Regions from separate parts of the Homo sapiens genome. Here region 1 is linked to region 2. The links are chromatin contacts, found by Hi-C in ENCODE. All regions are on one chromosome and are shown on one strand. Each heading gives the region's core, a stretch centred on a gene start or an enhancer-like site at or near the end of the contact. The rest is flanking DNA. Distances are from core to core; before and after follow the strand shown.

The links. Hi-C counts contacts between places; a loop is a spot of excess contacts on that map. Pooled maps may share reads with other maps.
Region 1: a pooled map shows a loop between it and region 2 (7-fold over the local background). The contact joins two enhancer-like sites. A Hi-C loop is called at or near these places in 2 of 50 pooled maps.

The regions. Positions count from the first base shown.
Region 1 is chr1:58,570,955-58,575,253 of GRCh38, reverse strand. No RefSeq gene overlaps it. Among named protein-coding and RNA genes, the nearest start is that of TACSTD2, 4.1 kb to the left of the region's middle. RefSeq lists enhancers at 1,085-1,174, 1,325-1,524. Within about 2 kb of position 2,398, at least 9 of the 41 ENCODE cell types and tissues checked have a DNase peak (open chromatin) inside an H3K27ac peak, as active enhancers do.
Region 2 is chr1:56,829,371-56,833,923 of GRCh38, reverse strand. No RefSeq gene overlaps it. Among named protein-coding and RNA genes, the nearest start is that of FYB2, 12 kb to the right of the region's middle. Within about 2 kb of position 1,428, at least 4 of the 41 ENCODE cell types and tissues checked have a DNase peak (open chromatin) inside an H3K27ac peak, as active enhancers do.

The sequences.
Region 1 (4,299 bases), core at 1,149-3,648, 1.7 Mb before region 2:
ATGCTATTCTTTCTAAATAAGATTATTTGGAAACTTCCTTCAAACTGCAGGAGGGTGAGCTTGAGGGAGGAAGCTAAAACTAGCTGCTTTTATGAAAAAGAGTGCCAGTCTTTGGTCATCTCTAAACAAGGCTTATCACCAATGGAGACAGAAAACTCTAGTTCAAGAGCTGTACCTCCTTTGAATCCCAGCCCTACTTTGAAATAAGTGGTACTATTTCCATTTAGCCTTTGAGCAAATCACTTAATCTCAAAGCGTTGTGGCTCTAAGATTAAACGACTTTCCCACATAATTAGAGCCAGTCTGCAGTGGGCCCTACACTTTTGCTGGGTGTGCACAGGCTGTTTTCCTAAGACTTTTACTTATTACATATATTTTTTGAGATGGAGTCTTGCTCTGTTGTCCAGGCTGCAGGGCAGTGGAGTGAGCTCAGCTCACTGCAACCTCCACCTCCTGGGTTCAAGCGATTCTCCTACCTCAGCCTCCTGAGTAACTGGGATTACAGGTGCCCACCACTATGCCCAACTAATTTTTGCATTTTTAGTAGAGATGGAGTTTCACCATGTTGGCCAGGCTGGTCTTGAACTCCTGCCCTCAGGTGATCCACCTGCGTCGGCCTCCCAAAGTGCTGGTATCATAGGTGTGAGCCACTGCACCCAGGGATTTTTACTATTAATGTGCTTTAAAGATATGTTTTACCTATTAGCTGTAAAAACTAGCCACTTGTCCCTCTTACACTTATCTCTTACTTTTCAGTCATTCACGTTCATTTATGTGTGTGACTGTGGGGTACCCCACAAGTAAACAAGTTACTACAGTAACTGAGAAACTGATACAACACTAGGTGTGTACAAAGGAAGGGAGTGGTTGGTATATCACATATTCAGCAACAGCTAAGCTAGATCCAGGACTGCAGTTTCTTCCCCTGGAATCCATTTCATGCCCCTCCTCCCATCCTGTTTCTACAGTCTATGAGGACCTCCCAAGACTGAAACACCAGTAAGAATTGGGGAGAGATAGCTCTCAGCTACTGGCTTCTCAACTTAGGGCTGTGGCTGCTATGCGCTGGTGGAGTGGATACTGTGGGATTGCCAGAGATCTCAAAGTCTGCTGCCACTCATCAAGGGAGAAACTCCTCCAGGCTCCAAACTTCCTTCCAGGGTCAAATAAGACTTACCAAGGGGAGAGGGTGGATGTGAGCAGGCTCTCCTACAGTAGGAAGGGTGGCCCAAGTACCTGAAGTTAGAACTGGCTCTCTAACAATGAGAGTGAGACTCCCCACTCTAGGTCTCACTGGGTGCTTTCCACTTCTGAGTCACTGAAGTGCTTTGACGGAAGTGACCTTGGTGATCACCTGTGACCTAACCCCGCATTTCACACATGAAAAGAGCAAGTGAATTCTCAAGATTAATGTTTCTGTAGCACAGCTGGAACCAGAAAGCCTCATTGTTTCAAGAGTCACTTTTAAAAACTCACTTGTCTGCCTGGAAAATAAAGGATCCAGTGGGCAACTGAACAAAGCAGACTCCCTGAAAAAGCCCCTTACTCCATCAGAATGTTGCTTCTGGATGATATTTAGGTTTCTGCATTAATTCAGGACTGTGACTTCTTGCACTTTATAGCATTTATAATTTGCAAAGCGTTTTCACACATATAATCTTCTTTGAGCCATTGACTTACTGGAAGTAACCCAAATGTTGACAAACCTGAGGTCAAATCTTATTCCTTTGGGTCAGGAAGTCACTTACCTCCCCTGTTTCCTCATTAGTTAAATGAAACTATAAATCCCTCTCTCGCTATTATGAATATTAAATGAAGTAATTGATATGAGCGTCTGAAACAATCTGGTGCTTAGTGAAAGTTTCATGTACTTTAAATTGTTTAGATTACATCCATGTCACATGTCAGCAAACTGAGATTTGAAAGACATTGAGTAAATTCATGAACACACACCCTGCATATACCAAATATGGGGCTTGGGACTTTTGCCTTGTGTAGCTAAGATTTTTACTGTTAATGTGCTTTAAAGATGTGTTTTACCTATTAGCTGTAAAAACTAGCCACATGTCTCCATTATACTTATTTCCTCCTGTTCCTGCTGGGTAGCCAGCAGGTTAAGATGCCTTTTTTTACTCACTTCTTCCAAGGAAGAGCCCCCTCATGCTTCTGTTCTGAAAATCAGCTTTCCTCTGCTGGGGTCGGGTCTTAAGAACCAGCTATCTTCAGGGATTGAGCAGCTGCCTCCAAGATTCCACCCACCTCCCCACCAAAAACAAACAAACAAACAAACAAAAAAATACCTTACAGTTCACTGGTTCACTGCCGAGAGCTCAGACCTGGGGCTGCCCTTGGAAGGAATGTGAGGAGCAGGTGTGGCTTGCCCAGCAAGTTGCAGCCTGCCTTCTGAGCCTCCTGAGGACACTTGACTGATTTCCTTGTGTAGGTCACCAGGGCTTTATCCATTCTGTTTCTTTTATTGAAGCATTTTTTTAAAGATCACCCATTCCTCCCTCTGCTTACAAATTTTTTGCTTACCATTTTCCAAGTGGAATCACAGAATGTTATGTCAGAGCTGGAAAAAGCTTAGAGAGTCATTTAGTTCAACATTCTGATTCTATAGATGAAGACACTGAAGCTCATAGAGGAGAATGGATTTACCCAAGTCAGACAGAGAGGGGCAGAGCCACCCTAGAGCTCTAACACCCTGACTCTATCCTGTCTGGTGTTCCACTTGCCTCCCTGGTTAGTCTCCTGATGATGTATTTAGTAAATAGTCACTCTTGTTAGAACTAGAGGAAGGTCCCCCAAGTTCTTGGGGGAAAAATACTAGTAATGAGTGAGTTCTTTCTAATGTAATGTGAACAGAACTTCCACTCCACTTTCTGAAGGAGATATCTCTCCATAGACTTCTGCTATTAGAGGAGGCTAGAACAACCTTGGAAGCCTCCTGTTTATATAAAACAAAGGACCCTTTGAGACCTGAGTAGATTTCCTTTACAATTACTAGCAGGTCGTGGTGGACATCTTCCAGCTGTAATTTCCCTCCTGGAACCATTCCCTGTCATTGCTAAATATCATTAGAGGTTTCATTATAGCCTTTTATAGTGAGCTCAAAGAAGGAATTGTTGGGAGGGATGGGGATGGATGGGGGGCTGGGCCCATTCACTATTAGGGAATTATACTGTAAACAGGGGGGTTGTGTCCCCTGGCACTGCAGCAAGCCATATGTCATCAATTTCAGTGGAAATTCTTAGGTTCATGATGTACAAGGAGGCCAAATTGATCTGGGTAAGAAGGGAAAGATAAATGATCCACAGTGATAGCCTGAACATGTTAACCAGCAGTTTATCAGCAGGCAGCTCAGCTTACCAAGGCATCTTGTCTCCTTGCAAGGAAAGGGATCTTGACTAGATAAGCATTAACTCCTTGGAATCCTTGTGCCCAGCTTTCTCCCATGCTGGATGTAGCTGATCTCTTAGGTGGCCTCAGCACTCTCCACTCCCTTGTTATCTGATACTGTTGGAGGAAATGTCCTGGCCACCCAAATATTTTTATGTGAAGCACATTGTCATATGCAATTGAAGCAACATAATACAGAAGGTGGGAAAAGGTACTAAACTATGCCAGCAGATGAGTCTTCAAGTCCTTGTTCTTGCTTTCCAGCTGTATTATCTTGAATATGGCAGTTCACCTCCCTGAACCTCACATTTGCATTATAAAATGGGTCTAGTAATATCCACTCACTCTAGCTCATAGAGCTCCTGGCTCCTCATCTGACCTCAGTGGGACTGGGGTGATCTCGACTAAGCAGCCAGTTTGACCAGTGTTGGCTCTAGCTGGAGTGCAAAGGCCCCAGTGATTGTGAGCAGTTACCCTGAAGCAGGCACAAGTTGGACAGTCTGTGTCCTCAGAGATGCCTAGCGTTGGTCATTTATTTGTTCCCTCAAATATTTTTTGTCTTATTTGATGCCAGATATCATACTAGTTTGGGGAACATATGAATTGAACAGATACGGTTTCTCTGCTGCTCTTTTTTTTCTTACTTGGCATCCCCACAATGTTTTCAATGGGGGAAACACCCACATTGTGTGAACCTTGATGGGAGGCCTGATGGTCCTGTTCCCTGGCAGGTGGGATATGGGCATGTGACATGGCTCAGCCAATTGAACTCTCCTGCCTGGGCAGAGACCTAGAGGATATGAAGCCATAGATCAGGACAATTGAGAAATTTTCTCAGAACAGTACTGGCTTTGTCAAGAGCACAGCTGTTCCATGGGTGCCAGTGTCCAGTGGCAGCAG
Region 2 (4,553 bases), core at 179-2,678:
CTTTTTTATGGCTGCATAGTATTCCATGGTGTAAATGTGCCACATTTTCTTAATCCAGTCTATCATTGATGGACATTTGGATTGGTTCCAAGTCTTTGCTATTGTGAATAGTGCCATGGCCCCTTTTATAATAGCACTAATCCCATTTGTAAGGGCTCCACTCTCATAACCTTAGCACCATCCAAAGGCCCCGCCTCCAAATATCATCACATCGGGGGTTAGGATTCAACTTATGAATCTGGGGGGCACACAAACATTCAGTCGTTTGCCCCAGCAGAGGCTCTGAGCTTTATCAGCTCTTATTGTTCTGCTTGTCACACAGTCAGGAAAAGGTCTCCAAGTAGTCACAGCAGCTGATGGGAGCCTTGGTTTACAGGTTCACATTCCCACTGCCTGCTGCTTTGTTCCCTGTGCTTGAGAAAAAGGCCTTCTCAGCTCAGTGAAGGGCCTCAGTTCTCTGGAGAACACATAGCCCTGGAAACATGCTTTTTCTTTAGAGCTAAGGGATTCGGTAAGCCTGCCTCCACACCCGAGCGGGTCCACCTTCACCCACTCCTCATCCCTACAATGGCTTCAAAGCAAAACCTCATTCATCCAGGCCCACAGACTCAGAATATGTGACAATGTAGAATCCAGCAACTCTGTTCAAATGTATTTGTTGCCATCTGTAGGGAAACAAGAGACCTTATCAAAGTAGAAAGCTAACATTTATTGAGCTAGGTACTCATGTATACTGTCTCATTCCAGGTTTGTGTTCATTCTGGGAGATAGGTATTGTATTATAGAAACCGAAGATGGAGGAGGTTCAGTTATTTGCCCAAAGTCTCAGTTTTACTGACTCACAGAGGCAAGGTTCAGGCTCTGTTTTTCTGGAGTCAAGGAACCATGCTTGTCCCATCACACGACACTGCTGCTTGGCAAGAGAGTGATGCTCATACAATTGATTGGAAAGAATAGGAGGGCTCTTTGAAAACAACAATTTTGTTTATTAGAAGAGGATCTCTTCTGGCTGGAAGTAGTGATTCATACCTGTAATCCCAGCACTTTGGGAGGTTGAGGCAGGAGGACACATTTTCTTGAGCCCAGGAGTTTGAGGCCAGCCTGGGCAACATAGCGAAACACACACACACACACACACACACACACACACACACACACACACACACACATTCTCTCTCTCTCTCTCTCTCTCTGTGTGTATATATATATGTCTGTGTGTATGTATATATATATACATACATATATGAGAATATCTTCTGAGCTTCATTATTATATTGTATGCCTACAGAGTTAGAAATAATAAAACTATATTTCCTAAAACAATTTGCTATTGCTCACTATTCAGTTGTTTGGACAAGAGTACTCTGACTCACTTCCCTTGTGCTGTGGAAAGAATGAGAGTTATACACAGTGTTACTGCACACGCATCACACACATACCTTCCAGTCGCCTTCCCCAGCCCATCAAATTCCACAGCCTTCAGGGCAAATATCTCATGCCCACTAGGGCCAGAATTCACATCCTCTGATTTGGGTTTTAAAGACAAAGATTTACACAGGGTAACAATCTTTTTTTTTTTTTTTTTTTTTTTTTTTTGCTGTGGTTGTCTCCAATTTCCCATTGTCTGAATCATAGCCATGGAATAAAGTGCATCTTTTTCTAACATAGAATATATTACTCCTGAAATAGTAGGAAATGTTGATAATTGCCTTTTATTGGACTTACAAATAATTTATAAGTTGGTCCGGTTAAAAAAAAAAAGTATCATAGTCTTTTATTTCTTTCGTTTCTTCCTCCAGGCTAGAAGCAACCTCTAAAAATAGCTACCTGTGCAGGGATGGGCCTAGCGCTCCCCCTGGTGGTCATAGTGCAGGATTGCGGCTTCCGTAAATGGACCTGAAGCGGCAGACCCTGCATTTGAATTAATTCTTTCTCCCCTAAGTACACAGAGAAATGTGATTTGTTCTTCCCAGTCATGCCTGCATTACAGAGCACTTCTGCTTATAAAGTCCATCTGCTTTGAGGGTAAGTAAATGATCAATTCCTCATATACATTATTATGTGGTGAACATTTTTCTCAAGTAACAACAGCCTCTGTGGTTCTATCAAATGTCAGGGGGGCTGGGGGTTTCTTCTTCCCTTAAGAAGATACTGAGGGAAGAAATATCAGCTGACCTTTGCATAAGCAGTGTAACTACGTATGGAGGGGATTAGCTAAATACGACTGTGTATGGGGGGTGGAGGCGGAGGAGAAAAAGGAAGAGAAGCAAGAGAAACAGACGCGGAAGGAGTCGGTAGAACGAGACGGTTAGCTTAGAATCCCGGCCCCACTTACAAGCTGCACCAGGAGGGATCCTGGGATGGCCCTCCACAGGGGTGACAGGGAGATGCTCGCCCTCTTCCTCTGGGCACGAAGAAGACTGTTCCCCAGCCTCCCTTGCAGTTGGCCACGCTACTAGATTCTGGACAGTAGGACGTGGGCAAAAGTGATGCCACACTTCCAGGCCTTACCTCTGAAGCTTCCCTGAAGATTTTTCACACACTCTGTCTCTAAATCCACACCAACGGAAACAAAATATTCCAAAACGTCAGGATCACACAAGGGAGGTGAACCAAATCCATGAATCATCATCTAAAGGACACCCACCCAGGAAAGCCACCTAATTCTCATTAGATTGTGATGTGAGCAGGAAATACTCATATATATGGTAAAGTGCTGAGATATGATGACTGTTTGTTAGAGCAGCCAGGTTCAACTACCCTGACTATTAAAGGAAGTCACTGAATCCCCCTGGGCCACCATTTCCTCATCTAAAGATAGGGTAAATATATAAAGAATCAACAAAACAATGTATGTGAAAACATTTGGCATCTATCAGGGCTGAATAAATGCTGATTTAAAAGCTATCGTGAGGCCGGGCGCGGTGGCTCACGCCTGTAATCTCAGCACTTTGGGAGGCCGAGGCGGGCGGATCACGAGGTCAGGAGATCGAGACCATCCTAGCTAACATGGTGAAACCCCGTCTGTACTAAAAATAGAAAAAATTAGCCGGGCGTGGTGGCGGGCGCCTGTAGTCCCAGCTACTCGGGAGGCTGAGGCAGGAGAATGGCATGAACCTGGGAGGCGGAGCTTGCAGTGAGCCGAGATGGCGCCACTGCACTCCAGCCTGGACGACAGAGCAAGACTCCGTCTCAAAAAAAAAAAAAAAAAAAGCCATTGTGCTTCACACAAGCAATATTTTCATGCTGGAAGAGCATTTTTGTGGCTATTACCCAGGTTTTTATTTGTAAGAAAAAGAAGATCCAACTCCAATGGGCGAACTGAAAGGGGATTTTATTGGCTTCCAGAGCTGGAAACTTCAAGCCTAGATGAAGCCTTAGACCTGGTTTAATCCATTCAGCAACTCAAGGACCACTCTTTATTCTGCTTGGTAAAGCTTCATTCTTAACCTGACTCCCCTGATGGTCAAAGATGGCTGTCAGCAGCTCCTGCTACTACATGTTCCTAGTGAGCTTTAAGGGCAAGAGGAAACCCCATCCCAATATTTCGAGAAAAAAAATCCCCTGATTGGACTGGCTTAGATCATATGCTTACAAGTGAACCCATCCCTTTGTTGAGATGGAGAATATGTGCTGATGAACTGCCAATCAGTTCCCACATTTGGGGCTGGTGGGAATCTGATTGGTGGAGGCAGGGGGGGAGGGACGGAGGGGGAGGAACCAGCTTTTCCTTAACTCACAGAGGGATTTAAGTGGGAGTGGGGGAAGTATGAAAGCACACATTTTTTTTTTTAATAATGTTTTAAAGCCGAGGGAAAGGGGAGCAGGGATAAGTGTATTCTAGCGAGTCTACCAAAAATGGGTGCCACAATTGGTATGTTTTTTTTCCCTTGACGTAAGAAAGAAGTTGTAGGGGTAGATGGTTAATATTATTTTGTGATCACTCAGAATGGTCATTTAACCTTTCAGAAATCTGTAAGTTAACTGGACATTATGGGTTTCAACTTCCTAACCTCTGACAATGAGTTTCCTAAAATATCCTCAGATATCGACTTCTTGAAATATGCTCAGATTTTGACTTCCTGTCTCTCTTGACAGTGCAGTGTTTTTTTTTTTAAAGTTTTGTAAGAATAATTTAATTCCTTGCTCTTCTGCTTTTCCTCCCTCTTTATTTCTTTGTATTGTCCTTTGATTTTGTGCAAGTGTTTTAGAAAGCATAAGGTTCTGTACAAATGGGAGGGATTTTTCTTCTCCTCTGCTCTTCATGCCTAAGGTAAATCATATGATACTTAATCATAAAATCATGAGACTGATTTTTTAAACAGACTACTTAGATATTCGAATGAGTACTGCTCTTCTGAGCAGTCACCTGGAGAGGTGAACTTCATATTCCAATGAATATTTGAGCCACAGCTCAATTCGTATTAATTATGCCTCAATTTTAACAAAAAGCATAATGGCTTGATCAACTGAATTATGCATCTGATTTAATTCCCAAGCCCCTGTAATGTTTCAAAAAAATGAAAAAGAAGAAAAGAAAACCACAACTGAAT